2 separate regions of the Homo sapiens genome follow, and region 2 is linked to region 1. The links are chromatin loops, found by intact Hi-C in ENCODE. Cell type or tissue: HepG2. All regions are shown on one strand.

What was found. Peaks named below come from ENCODE experiments on the same cell type or tissue, not always from the same donor. Only the 100,000 strongest peaks of a DNase experiment are listed, where the experiment ranks them.
Region 2: a loop joins it to region 1, with 11 times the contacts of the local background. A loop is called at or near these places in 10 of 110 quality-filtered maps.

Annotation. Positions count from the first base shown.
Region 1 is chr9:32,349,637-32,352,136 of GRCh38, forward strand. It overlaps LOC107987059 (a long non-coding RNA gene), which reads right to left and starts at 2,388. Exons shown (of 3, transcript XR_001746645.2): 1 at 2,196-2,388. In HepG2, CTCF peaks have their summits at 1,252 and 2,390; no DNase peak of the experiment used is centred here.
Region 2 is chr9:31,118,902-31,121,401 of GRCh38, forward strand. LOC105376009 (a long non-coding RNA gene) reads right to left here. Exons shown (of 3, transcript XR_929539.2): 3 at 153-1,111. Among named protein-coding and RNA genes, the nearest start is that of LINC01243, 260 kb to the right of the region's middle. In HepG2, a CTCF peak has its summit at 1,172 (motif pointing right); no DNase peak of the experiment used is centred here.

The sequences.
Region 1 (2,500 bases):
TGAGACAGTGGGAGCCTGGTTTGGGTTTCAGGGTCTAGGGCAGCCATGTTCTCTGGAACATCAGAGACAGTGAGGATCCCAACAAAGCATGCAAAGGACTAAGCAAGAAAAGATGACAAGAGAGAGCCTAAATTCACCAAGACAAAGGAGCCGTGGAGGTCTGGAACAGGAGGAAGGAGTGAACATGAGGCTGAAGAGAATCCTACTAGAGGGGGATGGCAAGGTGAGCCCAGTTTAAATGACTCGAAAAATACACCATGTACGTAAGAGACCACACAGATATCCAAGAGTAGCCAGAGGAGGTATCATGTGTCCTTCATCCAAGGGTAGTAGGTGGTTCAGGCTGGTCATGGACGGCTTTCGTCAAGGCTTCACAACCTGCAAAGCTCAGGCTAAGTGTTCTGCATGCAACATGTTATTTAATCTTCACAGCAACCTTCCATCTTTATCAAATCCTCAGTTAGAAAAATAGTATTTATGGAGAATTGATGGGTTCTAAATTGTATCCTTCAATTAAATTAGACAATCAGAAAGCTACACTCCAAGAAAGTGTTTTGGGACGCATAATGCTCACTCTGCCCCCTCCATCTTAAACTCTTCTGACAGAATAGCATTGCGGTGTTACCTATCAGCTGCTGTAGGAAGCAGTCATGTGAAAAGTATCATTGGGTGTAATGTAAGGAAATTACTTATCACCTTACACAATATCTCCTTCATAAGTTCCTAAAGGATATAATTCCTAGTCTTCATACTATATGGTACCTTTCCTAACACCTGGCTTGTTTTTCTGTTATGGACATTGGGTTATGCAACTGGTCCTGTTTCTCTATTTGCATTGACTGCTGGGAAGCTCCAGGCCAGATTTGTACCCCAACTTCATCCCATTCTTTTTTCTCTACTGTTTTAAATTTAAGCATGTTTTACCTTTTTTATCTTATAAAGTTTTGTACATTATTTAAAACACTTTTTGTACAGGCCATGTATAAATACAGAGATAAATACAAATGTACATTATCTAAAAGTGCTATGGCCAAATTTCAAAAACAGTACAGGCAGTAAGAGTTTCATGTACACTTAATTGAAATTAGTGAAATTCTTGTCCCTTGTTAACATTATGTCTTGTTAAAATTTATAAGTAACCCAGTTTTCCTGCTTCACATTTTTATTAAGGAAATTCATTTTCAACTTGCCAGAAACCTGAATTTCTTTATTCCTCTTAAGAGAAGGCAAGCCTTCTGATTTATGTGGAACAACTTCTCCATCTATTGGCACAATTTAATATTGCAAATAATAAATCTCTTGAAATCAAATGTTTTCTTGTTAGTCTATGGAGAAGTTTTTCCCCCATTAAGCCTCTCAAAAAGTTTCCACTGTAATAATTAAATATATCTCCCTTGCATTAATCCCTTTGCCTTCAGGATTTAATAAACTTATAGATATTAAATTCATGCATATCACCAGGAAGTTTCCAGAAGCTTCCTGGATCACCATCTCCACCTCCCAAGGGAAGCCAGGCCAAATTTTCCAAAATAAGATATAAAGTATGAAGCCATATTGTGCAAAGATTTAATCTAAAACAGCTTAGAATATGATAATCATTTTAAATCATGTTTAAGGGCTGAGTGAAGTATTAGAAACACCAACATTTCAATCCTCACTTTGGAATAGCTTACAAGTAACAAAACATATGAGTATACAAAGGGCCAGTCAATTTTATAAGTATGTATTCGACTAATACTGAAAATTGAGACTGAACCAGTCTTGCCATTCCTCACCCAACAACAAATCCCTACCTTCGAGGAACTAATTCTCTTCCTCTGACAAGGTAATCCTACCTTCTCTTAAACAAAACACATCATCCTTGAAATCTTTGAAACCATAAAATGTCTTCAAAATCCCCATGATGTTCCAATTTCTGTATGACTTTACACATCCATAGTAAATTCACTAATATGTACACCTCTTGTGTTATTACCCTGACCTGCACTTAAAACCCAACTCAAGTTACCTTTACCTTCATGACTTCATATGTAAATGAAAATAACAGTAATTCTTTTGTAGGATTGTGGTGAGGATTAAATAAGGTAATATTTTTTAAAATACCTAGCACTTTGTAGACAATAAATGGCAGATTTTTAATAGTAATTGTAGTTGTAAAAAGAAGAAAAGGCTTTGTCATACTTCCCCATAAGTACCTTGAACTCTCAGTCCTTCTCATATGGAATGTCTGGCCTGAAGAAACAATTGAAGAGGACTTGAAAGCAGGGAGGTTCACAAATAGCAAGAAATAATAAGGATCTTGATGAAGACTATGAAGCTTCCAACAGGAAGAGGAAGCAAATTTTAAGAAGCAGGTCCCCTCTTCCTCCTCCAGTCTCCCAGTCTCCCTCTAGTGCCCCCACTGGGGGAGACTTGCAAGGAGCAGCCAGCGAAGCAGAAATGAAGAGCGCTGAGTCCCAGCCACTGCAACACAAGGCAGAGGGTAGAAGGACTGCCTTGG
Region 2 (2,500 bases), 1.2 Mb before region 1:
GAATTGCCTGGTTAGGCTCTGGCCACCCACAATTCTGAACTGAAATAATTGGGTAAATAATCATCCTACTTGCTTTTATTTATCTTTCTTAAATATATGTATAGCTCCCATTTATTTCAGTGTTAAATATTAGAAGGCTTTCACCTTTATTTAGAAGTTTCATGATGTTTTTTGACTAGAAATATGCCGGAGTAACTTGACTCTTCTTTATATCAATCAGCCTGTAGTAAATTCGTTTCATTATACAACACTTCACTTAAAGTCACAGTTTCCAAGACCCATTGATGACACTAAGTGAGTACTTACTGTATATTTATTAGGTATATATGCAAGATTATATAATGTCATAAATACATAAGATACAAATATACACAAGATACATACATATACATAATACATGCATATGCTGTGGTGGTCACTGAGTGTCTGAGGCCGGCACATAGGTGATAAAAGAATTTACTAAGACAGTAATGAGTTTAGAAAGGCAGATTTGTTTCGAGAAAAGGGGAAAATATGTTGCAAGAGAGCAGTAGGCAAGACAGCAGAGGGAAAGCTGCCTGCAAAGAGGCAGGGGCTGGAGGAAAATTTTTTAAGGTCGTGCTGCTTAAGCTGAGTACTTGCAGACAGCATGCAGGTGGGCTGTGAGCTAGGTGCTTGTAAAAGGATGCTTAGATGCTAGTGAGCCATTTGAGGTTGACCCTGTTTCTTAGAACATTTGCTCCCCTCTACCCTGTTTCTGTTCCTGCCAGCAAAACCCATTTTTCAATTTTCTTTTAACTCCTTAGGGCTACACATTTCCCTCCTGACAGAACAACAGTGACAAATCTGTGCTATTTGGGTAGAGGTCTCATCTTCCAACTACTTTCTGCTACCCTGGGCATAGAACTGACCATTCCTAAGGTTGTTGGCTTGTCAGGGGATGCTCTGAGTCATTGTCTTGGGTTATGGTACTTAAATTGTTGGGCATAGCTGGAGGATGGGACTCAGGGAGAAGAGGATGTCCATAAGGAACTGACGTCCAGCGAAGTCTAAAGGAGAATCGTGGAGGTGTCTGGGTATCATTGGCTGATACTCTTGCATCCTTAGAAGCTTGGTGTGCAACTGCTGCATTCTGGAAGAAACAAATTTAACCAGGGTAAGTTAGAGACAGGGAGTTGGGGTATGAAATAAAACTGCCTGAAGGGGGAGCCTGGCTGCCACTTTTACTTATTTGTCAGCCCCGTTGTTCTTAATGAAGATTTCATCATTGTTCTTCTGATAGGCTTTGCAGTGAAAGATACTGCCTGTGTAGGAAGTATAATTGCCTCCAATAGGGCCATAAATTCAGGAGCATGTTTAATTAGAGTATCTTGGGCTGTTAAAAATCCTCTTTTCCAGCAAATAGCATCATGAGCATGTACTACATGAAAGCATGGGCTGAGTCTGTAAATTTTAAGCCTCATGCCTGCTCCCAATTGTAAGGCTAGAGTTAGAGCAATGAGTACTGAATTCTGGGCTGAGGTGGTGCCTGATTTTTCTATTAGGGGCTGTATTAGTCCGTTTTCACACTGCTGATAAAGTCATACCAGCGACTGGGCAATTTACAAAAGAAAGATGTTAACTGAACTTACAGTTCCGCCTGGCTGGGGAAGGTCTCACAATCATGGAAGAGGGTGAAAGACACTTCTTACATGGTGGCAGCAAGAGAGAATGAGGGAGAAGCAAAAGCAGAACCCCCTGATAAACCCATCAGAGCTCATGAGACTTATTCACTATCACGAGAATAGCATGGGAAAGACCAGCCACTATGATTCAATTACCTCCCCCTGGGTCCCTCCCACAACATGTGGGAATTCTGGGAGATAAAATTCAAGTTGAGATTTGGGTGGGGACACAGCCAAACCATATTATTCTGCCTCTGGCCCCTCCAAATCTCATGTCCTCCTATTTCAAAACCAATCATGCCTTCCCAACAGTTCCCCAAAGTCTTAACTCAATTCAGCATTAACCCAAAGTCCACAGTCCAAAGTCTCATCTGAAACAAGGCAAGTCCCTTCTGCCTATAAGCCTGTAAAATCAAAAACAGGTTAGTTACTTCCTAGATGCAATGGGGATACAGGCATTGGGTAAATATGGCCATTCCAAATGGGAGAAATTAGCCAAAACAAAGAAGTTACAGGCCCCATGCAATTCCAAAATCCAGCGGAGAAGTCAAATGTTAAAGTTTCAAATGATGTTTTTTGACTCCCCATCTTGCGTCCGGGTCATGCTGACGGAAGTGGTGGGTTTCCATGGTCCTGGGCAGCTCCACCCCTGAAGCTTTGCAGGGTACAGCCTCCCAGCTGCTTTCATGGGCTGATGTTGAGTGTCTGTGACTTTTCCAGGTGCACGGTGCAAGCTGTTGGTGGATCTAACATTCTGGGTTCAGGAGGATGGTAGGCCCCTTCTCACAGCTCCACTAGGCAGTGCACCAGTACGGACTCTGCATGGGGGCTTTGACCCCACATTTCCCTTTTGCACT